2 separate regions of the Homo sapiens genome follow, and region 1 is linked to region 2. A link is an interaction called in ENCODE POLR2A ChIA-PET data of the cell type or tissue named here. Cell type or tissue: PC-9. All regions are shown on one strand. Links, peaks and the distances in the headings refer to the core of each region. The heading gives the core; the rest is flanking DNA.

What was found. ChIA-PET counts read pairs that join two places held together with the same protein. Peaks named below come from ENCODE experiments on the same cell type or tissue, not always from the same donor. Only the 100,000 strongest peaks of a DNase experiment are listed, where the experiment ranks them.
Region 1: POLR2A ChIA-PET joins it to region 2 with 7 read pairs; 1 of 35 experiments calls an interaction of 5 or more read pairs at or near these places.

Annotation. Positions count from the first base shown.
Region 1 is chr4:151,102,236-151,107,621 of GRCh38, reverse strand. It overlaps RPS3A (ribosomal protein S3A), which reads right to left. Exons shown (of 6, transcript NM_001006.5): 4 at 4,543-4,751; 5 at 3,336-3,445; 6 at 2,980-3,150. The coding sequence ends at 3,029. SNORD73A (small nucleolar RNA, C/D box 73A) reads right to left here and starts at 3,795; the gene lies at 3,731-3,795. In PC-9, for the core only: no CTCF peak of the experiment used is centred there; no DNase peak of the experiment used is centred there; H3K4me3 peaks cover 125 bases; H3K27ac peaks cover 612 bases.
Region 2 is chr4:150,847,149-150,852,534 of GRCh38, reverse strand. It overlaps LRBA (LPS responsive beige-like anchor protein), which reads left to right. Exons shown (of 57, transcript NM_001364905.1): 23 at 1-650; 24 at 1,633-1,811; 25 at 2,960-3,113; 26 at 3,537-3,717. Among named protein-coding and RNA genes, the nearest start is that of LRBA, 170 kb to the left of the region's middle. In PC-9, for the core only: no CTCF peak of the experiment used is centred there; a DNase peak (open chromatin) is centred at 3,274; H3K27ac peaks cover 696 bases.

The DNA of each region.
Region 1 (5,386 bases), core at 78-5,077, 260 kb before region 2:
ACAAACTTCAATTCCTCATTCAGGTTGCTTAAAAATAAACAACAAACAGCAGAGACTTCAAGGAGGTGAAATAAACACTGTGGCCATGTAAAGGAGAATATTTCAAGCACAGGGAAGAGCAAGGGGAATAGGAGTAAGAGACAAGTCAGATGCAAGATCACATGGGATCTTTGAATGAATCGTCTAAAACAGATTTTCAGGGCCTGGTATAGTGGCTCATACCCGTAATCGGGAGGATCACTTGAGGCCAGGAGTTCCAGACCAGCCTTGGAGCCTTGGGAATATAGCAAGACCCCATTTCCACATGAAATATTTTAAAATTAGCCAGCCATGGTGGCACACACCTGTAGCCCCAGCTACTCAGGAGGCTAAGGCAGGAGGATCACTTGAGCCCAGGAATGCAAAGCTGCAGTGAGCTGATTGTCTCACTGCATTCCATTCTGGGCAACAGAGTGAGATCCTGCCTATAAAAAATAAAAGACTTCCACAAGATAGGACATAGACAAGGTAGGCAGGAACAATCCAAGTAGTAATGGTGGCTTGTTTCAAATAGCAGAAGATGGTAATAACTGATTAGACTCCAGATATATATAGTTTGAATCAACTGTGAATGGTCAAGGATGACCACAGAGGATTTTGGCCTAAGCAACCAAAAGGGTGGGTACAATTGAGATAATACCATTTTAGAACACTGTATGTTAAATGCCTGTCTGACATCCAAGTGGGGATATCAAGTAGGCACTTAGACAAACCTGGATGTCCCAAAGAAAGGTATAGGCTAGAAATATAAAAATCTCCATTAATTTAAAACCAAGAACCTAGGGAGAGTATAGAAATGTCTAACGACCAAGCCCTAGGGCCTTCTTTTTTTTTTTTTTTGAGACGGAGTCTCACACTGTCTCCTCAGCTGGAGTGCAATGGCCCAATCTCAGCTCACTACAACCTCTGCCTCCCAGGTTCACGCAATTCTCCTGCCTCAGTCTCCCAAGTAGCTGGGATTACAGGTGCACACCACCACACCCGGCTAACTTTTTGTATTTTTTAGTAGAGACAGGGTTTCACTGTGTTGGCCAGCCTGGTCTGTAACTCCTGACCTCGTGATCCGCCCGCCTCAGCCTCCCAAAGTGCTGGGATTACAGGCGTGAGCCACTGCACCCGACCAGCCCTAGGGCCTTCTAAAACTGATTAAAAGTCTAAAAAATGAACTAGTAAAGGAGTAGCCAATGATGTAGGAGGAAAAGCTTGAGTCGAGGATCTGGAAGACAGTTAAAATCAGGAAGAAATCAACTGTCAAGAGTCACTAACAGGACAAAGTGATAAGCAAGTCACTAACAGAGGTCAAGTAAAAGACCTCTAGTAAAAGAATGGACCACTGAATTTAGCAACAAAATCACTGCTAATCTTGACAATGAAATGTCTTGGAGTGGTGTTGGGAGGAAAGCCTAACTGCAGCAAATTGAAGAAAAATAAAATAAAAACTAAAAAATGTGGCTGGGCACCATGGCTCACACCTATACTCCCAGCACTTTGGAGGCTGAGGCAGGAAGATCCCTTGAGGCCAGGAATTTGAGACCAGTCTGGACATAACAGCCAAGACCCTACAAAGAACTTAAAAACTAGCAGATTAGGCCTGGTGCAGTGGCTCACACCTGTAATCTCAGCAATTTGGGAGGCCAAGGCGGGAGGATCACTTGAGGCCAGGAATTCAAGACAAGCCTTGCCAACATGGCGAAACCCCCATCTCCACTAAAAAATGCAAAAATTAGCCCAGCATGGTGGTGGGTGCCTATAATCCTAGCTACTGGGGAGGCTGAGACACAAGCATCGCTTGAACCTGGGAGATGGAGGTTGCAGTGACCCAAGATCGCACTAACACACTCCAGCCTGGGTGACAGTGAGACTGTCTTTAAAATAAAAAAAGCTGGGTGTGGTGTGGCACAGGCCTGTGTCCCAACTACTCAGGAGGCCTGAGAGGGAGGGCTGCTTGAGCCCAGGACTTTAGGGTTACAGCGAGCTATGATCACACCATTCTACTCCATCCTGGGTGACAGAGTAAGATCATGTCTCTCAAATGTAATTTTTTTTTCAACAGTCTCATTTTGTAGCCCAGACTGGAGTGCAGCTCACTGCAACCTCCACCTCCCAGGTTCAAGTGATTTTCATGCCTCAGCCTCCCGAGAAGCTGGGATTACAGGCACCCCGCCACCACACCTGGCTAATTTTATTTTTTTTAGGTGAGACGGTGTCTCACCATGTTGGCCAGGCTGGTCTTGAACTTCTGACCTCAAGCAATCCACCCACCTCAGCCTCCCAAAGTGCTGGGATTACTGGCATGAGCTACGCACTTGACCTTTAAAATATATTTTATATGTAAAAAAGTTTTAAAAATTAAAAAAAATTAAATGATACCAATATATAAAAAATTCCTTTGAGCTTTGCTATAAAGGGACTTAGTAAGGTGCTCTGGGAGGGTATACTAGTATTTGTATACTAGTATACAAGGGACAGCGAGGAATTGATAAAGGTGTGAATTGCTGAAGCCATGAGGCTGATTGGGCAAAAAAAAAAAAGGCTGTCTTATGTCTTAGCACAATCCATCCAGTGGTATGACAGAAGGTAGTATGATTAACACATGCATAGGTGGCAGAATATAGGTAACAGAAATTTGTGGGGTTCTTTTCTCTGCTTTAAACTTTTTTAGTGATTAAAGGAAGCAAGGTTATCAGCTAAGCAAGAAATGAGAAAACTGAAAAGGCTTGAGAAGAGGTAGAAACTGAATGAATGAGTGACTATAGGTGGATAGCACTAAATGCCCACTTGGTAACAGCTTCTCCGCCCCATTTCAGCTTCACAGTAAAGGTGCATAGTAGTATGTTTATATCCAATTTGTCTGGGTCAGAAAAGTTTACCAGCTGTCAAATTTACTGTCTAATCCACCAAGCTGTCAGATTATTTTTAAAAAAAGAATGTTCAGAAGCAAACCATCACAAATAGCACTTTTTATTTGCCACTATTTGAAGTCTGAACTTTAAACAGATTCTTGGACTGGTGGTTCATATCCATCAGCTCGTTCAACTTTAGCACCTGTCTCGTCCCCAGTGGCTTTTCCAGAACTACTGCCTTCACCATGAAGCTCCATGAGCTTTCCCACTAAAAGGCAAAAAAAAAAAAAAAAAAAAAAACCAAAAAACTGTTAGTATATCTTGAAATAATGGTCATCACTACTATGCAAGCATGACAGGAAGAAAAAGAAGGCCATGATATGGCCCCACACTCCTCCTCCACCCAAAAACAATGTATTTGGCCCTACAGGAATCATGTGATTTCTCACTTACATTCAAACTTGGGCTTCTTCAGCATTTTTACTTTTCTAACGAAGACATCATGGAGAGGATAAATAGATTGGCAAGCCTTTTCTATGTCTTTTCCAATGCTGTCTGGAATCCTGCAAACCAGTAACAGTAAATTTTTTTCTAAAAGTCCTAGTTCTCAGATATAAGCCATTTCCTTTAAAAGTAGAGAAGCCTTGGAATAAACCTACACATAACACCTACCTCATTTAACCTGCATAAATCCTCCTGTTAAGATAAGCCATTATTTACCTTTCACATGTAAAGGATAGATGATCTGAATTACATAGCTAGCTAGTGGCAAAGTTAGTAGAGTCTTCTGAGTCCAAGCCTTATGCTTTTTCCATTACACCCTCTTAGCTAACTGTATATTGCATGGGAACATCAGAAAAATGTTGTTATCACTGGCCATCATCTGGGACCGAAACTTTTTTCATCACTTATTCCCGTGCATCATTAATCATGAAAGGTTTTGTCTATTCAGTGTATTTTTTCTTTGTGTGTGTATATATATATACGTATATTTTTTATTTTTTGGGACAGGGTCTCCCTATATTGCCCAGGCTGGCCTCAAACTCCTGGGCTCAAACAATCCTACCACCTCAGCCTCCTGAGTAGCTGGGACTCCAGGCACATCCCACCCCACTCAACTTATTCAGTGTATTTTCCAAGTAGGGGAAAAACATTTCCTGTCCTTCAACTCCATCTACTGTGAGACAGCTTCATTCAAAATAAATAAACACGAAAAAACTGTTATCATTTAGAGTACTGGCAGATCACCTGAAGTCAGGAGTTCAAGACCAGCCTGGCCAACATGATGAAACCCCATCTCTACTAAAAATTTAAAAAAATTAGCTGGGTATGGTGGCAGTCCCCTGTATTCCCAGATACTCAGGAGGCTGAGGCTCAAGAACTGCTTGAACCCAGGAAGCAGTGGTTACAGTGAGCCAAGGAGGATCACAATACTGCACTCGAGCCTGGGCAACAGAGCAAGACTCTGACTCAAATAATAATAGTAATAATAATCATATTTACTGAGTACTTAACACTCTTTCACTTAAAGAGATATAGCTAGAAGGATTCACAGACAGGATTTCAACAGACCTTTACCTTGTCTCATATGCGTTCTCTCATCTCAGGAATAATCCAATACTCAAGGTTGTGTTGTGTGAGGAAGCAAAGAAACACTTACAATTTATTGACCACTTCTTTCAAGTCATTTGTCTGCACCTCTCGGGTCATGATTTCCATCATCTTCTTCCGGATTTGGCGGACCTGTTGGTGCTGAGCATAAGAGGTCTTCCGTATCTGATTGTTGCGTTTTTTAGTAAAACCAACACAGAACAGACGAAGCAAGTAACCATCGGTAGTCTTGACATCAACGTGAGCTTCAATCATTGTCTGGAGAAAAAAGATACCGTCAGATTTAACAGGTTTTACGTTATCCATTTATCCCTCAAGTTCTAATTTTAAAAAGCTGGATTGTCAAACACTCATTATTAAATATAAAGTATCCTAACATAAGTAACATCTCTTTAAGTTTACAGAATTAACTTCCTTGAACTTACCAAGTTACCCCCAAATTCTTACCCAATTAAATAACCAGGTCCTCTCAACTGCCCTCCCTCCTCCTTTCTACCCTCCATTAACACTACCACTATCTTGACGGCATCCAAACCCACATCCATTGCATATACATATACCCCTTTAAACAGCTCATACCCCCTCAAGTGTAAAACTACACCAGAGGAAAATAGGTCTGAGAGGATCCATGGTATTCTATGGTATGAACACATCTACAGTGATTATGTCATTTTTCAAAAAACTGTGTTGTAAATAGGTGACTGCTATAACTCTAAATGCACACTTTGAAAGACGTCTTTTATGTTCCAAACTAAAGCCATGCTGATGATTAAATACCCAATTTCAGAGCTAAAATATAATTAAAAACCCCTAGTTAGTGGTCATATTATTGCCTAAATTGAAAAAACAAAAAACATCTTGGGTAGTGATGAAAACTGATTTACCTTGTTTGC
Region 2 (5,386 bases), core at 276-5,275:
CTATTTCCTCTAATTCTTTTATAACAACTGGCAAAGATTCAATGACTGTCAGTGAAGTAACTGCTTCTATAAGTTCTCCTTCAGAAGAGGATGCCTCAGAGATGCCAGAATTCTTGGATAAATCTATAGTAGAGGAAGAGGAAGATGATGATTATGTGGAACTGAAAGTAGAAGGCAGTCCTACTGAGGAAGCTAATCTACCCACAGAGCTCCAAGATAACAGTTTGTCTCCAGCTGCATCTGAAGCCGGTGAAAAACTGGACATGTTTGGTAATGATGACAAATTAATATTTCAAGAAGGAAAACCTGTTACTGAAAAGCAAACTGATACTGAAACTCAAGATTCTAAAGATTCTGGAATTCAGACTATGACAGCATCAGGGTCTTCAGCTATGTCACCAGAAACTACTGTTTCCCAAATAGCTGTAGAATCAGACCTTGGTCAGATGCTGGAGGAAGGGAAGAAAGCAACTAACCTCACTAGAGAAACCAAATTAATTAATGATTGTCATGGTAGTGTCTCTGAGGCTTCTTCTGAGCAAAAGATTGCGAAGTTGGATGTTTCCAATGTTGCTACAGATACTGAGAGGCTGGAGTTGAAGGCCAGTCCCAACGTGGAAGCACCTCAACCTCATCGACATGTGCTTGAGGTGATTTTATATATTGTCTTATTCAAGTACTTTTGCACTGAGTTAAAAAAGAGCAAGTGTATATACTTAAATTTTATTTTATTTTGAATTTGGTTCACATGCTATTCACAACTAAATAAATGCAATGAATGTGAAGATTGTATTTCAGATCATTAGCACAGTGTTTGGCAGTTAATGTGAGTTCATTAAATGACAGTTTTTATTACTATTTTTACCATAGTATCACCAGAAGTTACCACTTTGAAGGATTGGTATAATTTTAGTTTATAAAACAAATATTGGAAACACTTGCATTTTACCTTTTATTTGACTAACCCAATCCTAGTACATTAGTTTTCCAACAAACTCTAGGGCTACCTACCTGCCAGTGTATAATTTTAGTTACTAAGCATGTGATTTAAAATTGTATTATGAAGTCTATAAGAGAGAGGAGGCTTTGTGAGATCTAGAGGCACAGCCTTCTCCTCTGTCCATATCTCAGAGTGACCCATGAGACAGTGCTTGGTAGCATGTTGTCATTTTCCACTTTATTCAATTCTTATCCTCTGTCCCACCCTCCTTTTTTTTGTTTTTGTTGGTTGGTTCTTCATTATGTTATCTCTGTTTTTATTCTTCATTCTAGCCACTTCATAATCCAAATGCCACTTAGATTCTAAATACTGCCTTTCTTTTAGGCTAAGGCTAAAAACTAAGAACTGTTACTTGATTCTTTTATAAAATGCTACATAGTGGTAATACTTAACATGGTTCCAAGTTAATTACTTTTAAATTGTGGTAGTTTTGCACTTTTGATAGCTTTGCTTACATGTACTAAAATGTTAATGTTATTACTCATTGATAATTTTTCTTTCTCTAATTTGGTTCTTATAGTGTCTTAAAAACGTGTTAGATGAATTGCATAGAAGCTACTAAATTATTTACTTTGCTAAAGCCTCCTGCTGAAGTTGAACCTATTTTATTACTTTTTAAATTTCTGTATTAGATATCAAGGCAACATGAGCAGCCAGGGCAAGGAATAGCACCAGATGCAGTTAATGGACAAAGGAGGGATTCCAGATCTACTGTGTTTCGTATTCCTGAGTTCAACTGGTCTCAGATGCATCAACGTTTGCTCACTGATCTATTATTTTCAATAGAAACAGATATACAGATGTGGAGAAGGTTTGTCTATATGTTTATTATGGAAGATGTGTATAAACCTAGTCTTTATTTTCAAAGAAATCCATAGAAACAGTTTGTAATTAATTTCAGACATTTGGTTAAAAAGTAGAATAGAAATTATTCTATGGTAGGGTTTTACTGAATTCACTTTTATTCTCCATTATAAGAATGGAATCCTTATCTGGATTACAAAAATGTGAAAAGCAGAGGTTTCTCTTTTAAAAAAATTTGTAGTAGATTTCCTGTAGCAATTTTATGGCACGGAATTCACCAGAAGGTAGGTTTATCAAGTTGGTTTATTACTAGAAGTATTAAAAAATAATTGGTATAGGCCGGGCGCAGTTGCTCAAGCCTGTAATCCCAGCACTTTGGGAGGCCGATGCAGGCGGATCATAAGGTCAGGAGGTCGAGACCATCCTGGCTAACACGGTGAAACCCTGTCTCTACTAAAAATACAAAAAAATTAGCTGGGAGTGGTGGCGGGCGTCTGTAGTCCCAGCTACTCAGGAGGCTGAGGTAGGAGAATGGTGTGAACCCGGGAGGTGGCGCTTGCAGTGAGCTGAGACCACGCCACTGCACTCCGGCCTGGGCGACAGAGCGAGACTCTGTCTCAAAAAAAAAAAAAAAATTGTTATAACATTATCAATATTTCCAATGTATTTTTAGCATTAAAAAAAATCTGTGTACTTCAAGTTATCCCCCATTGTATGATTTATGATTTTAAAGTGACCTAATTTATTTTTTTTTATTTGTGTAAGATTCTTGTTATGTTTAAAAGCATTTTATAGGCATTACAGAAGAAAATTCATTTTTAATAGCACATTTACCAGTATTTACCTCCTAATTTTTGTCACATGATTTCTTAGTTTTGTTCCCAGTAAGGATAATTTTCTTCAACTTTTTATATCCAGTGTAAAATGAATAGTATTTATGTTTCAGCACTGAAGGAGGGCATGGATAGTAACTACTGATATGGAATGGTCTGTTTCTTCTGAAGAAGTATACACCCTCCAAATGCCTGCTGCATCATCTTCCTTCAGTTTTCAAGATGAAGCAAAAGCACCTTCTTATCTTTCCTCCCCTCAAGTAGGCAAACTGTGATTTCCTTTCTTTAGCTTTATCAGTAAATATCATTTATCTTTGGACAGCCATTCAACAAAGACAGTTATGGACTTCGTGAATAGCAGTGATAATGTCATCTTTGTACACAACACAATTCATCTCATCTCTCAAGTGATGGACAATATGGTCATGGCTTGTGGGGGTATACTGCCATTGCTTTCAGCTGCTACATCGGCTACAGTAAGGACTTAATTACTATAGAAAATTGGTGTGAAAACATGAGTGTTATGCAACTTTATTGACTAAAACTTAAATGTGGTGGTTACTATGCATCGTAGGTGCTATAAATAAAAAACAATAGGATCTTTTACTTGAGAGGACCTTAGAATCTGTTCTAGTAATGAAAGAACTTAAAAGAATGTTGATTCCCTAAGTATGAGTCAGCTAGTGAAGAATGTGGTTCATGATGTTTCACCTGTATGGTTCTGTTGCTCCTCCTCATCCCCCACCCTTTTTAGATGAAATAATAAGTATAAATCACTCTGTGTTACTAGGTTTCTGAAAGTCTGACTACTTATGCAATTTATAAATTTTAGGACTATATCTGGTAAAATTTTTTTTTCAGAATATATATATATAAATGTCAAACTTTATTCTTTACAGCATGAACTGGAAAATATTGAACCTACTCAAGGCCTTTCAATAGAAGCCTCTGTGACATTTTTGCAGAGGCTAATTAGCCTTGTGGATGTGCTTATATTTGCAAGTTCTCTTGGCTTTACTGAAATTGAAGCTGAAAAAAGTATGTCATCTGGAGGAATTTTGCGGCAGTGTCTCCGACTAGGTGAGCTGCTAAAAACCGTTGGGAATTTACTAAAAAAAATTTTTCAGTAATTCAGAGATGACATTGAAAATTATCCGTCTTCTGTTGGTGAGAAAATATATGTTAGCTAATTTGTCATATGGTTACTTTTTTTAATGTACATAGTAGTAGTTGGTAAGTTGGATGGGCAAGAAGGAGGATGTATTTTGAAAAATTTACTAAGGTGATTTTGGTCAGGAGTTTCCACTCTCCCCTATCTTTTTTTTTTTTTTTTTTCTTTTTTCTCCCTGAAATGGTGGTTCTGCTTTCTTGCCAAGGCTGGTGTCAAAATCCTGGGCTCAAGTGATCCCGCCTCCTTATCCTTCCTAGTAGCTGGAATTAGAGGTGCTCCCCTATCTCTTTTTGCTCTAAAGTAGTGCTTCTGAAATTTTAAGGAGATACATAAACTTAAGGTGATTAAAAAACACAAGGTGATTCATAAATTTGATGATCTTGTTAAAATGCAGATTAGATTATATAGGTCTAGGCTGGGGTGGTGGCTCACACCTGTAATCCCAGCTCTTTGGGAGGCCAAAGTGGGTGGATCCCCTGAGGTCAGGAGTTCAAGACCAGCCTGGCCAACATGGTGAAACCCCGTCTTTACTAAAAATACAAAAATTAACCAGGTGTGGTGGTGCACGCTTATAATCCCAGCTACTTGGGAGGCTGAGGCAGCAGAATCGCTTGAACCTGGAAGTTGGAGATTGCAGTGAGCCAAGATCACACCACTGCACTGCAGCCTGGGCAATTGAGCGGGACTCTGTCTCAAAAAAAAAAAGGGTTATAGAGGTCTAGGGTAAGGCCTAAAATTGACTACCAAGTCCCAGGTGATGTTGATGCTGCTTTTCTTACAAACACACTGGAATAACAACGTTCTAAACTAGCATCATTCAAGTACAGCCTTTATTCAAAAAAGCTGTGGTAATTTGTTAATGCAGTTAATAAAATCATGAAATCTCTGTTCTTCTCCTGGAAACACTTCTTCCCTAAGTAAAAGTAAAAATACATGAAATGACTTTTTAATGTTAACTGGACTTCTTAGGTGAAGCAAAAAACAAAACAAAAAAACCCTTTTTTGCATAATTTTCCTTCTATATAGTTGTAAATATCGAGACTTTGTTAAATGATTTGATTATTAAGTGAAGAGAAGGTGGTGAGGAGAGAAGGCACAAGAAATGGAAGCAAACCATTAGGAGCCATGGTCATATGAAGAGATAAAGCACCTATGAAAACATAACATGGAAGTGGAAAATGTAGTTAATGACATATTTTTTCATATTTAGCAAGAATGTCTGTTACATAAACTAATGTATACCTGTGCTTTTTGCCACAAGTATAATTTTTACTCAAAATGCTATTCAAAGTATTTAATAGTATTAGTTTAAATGTAAAATTCCAAGTATTTTATATTTAATAATCAATGGTATATCTTGCTATTCTAAGTAACTTGGAATAACAATTTATAGACAGTTGTTTTAAAATTTAAGAGACATTCTAATTGTAAGCATAACAAAATAAAAGTTATCATTTATTGACTATTGTCATTTGTCATTGTTGATTTTCACGGTGACAATTTTGTTCTTTTTATTCATGAGGAAATTGAAGATAAAAGAAATTGGGAAACTTATCTATAGCTAAAAAGCTATAATTG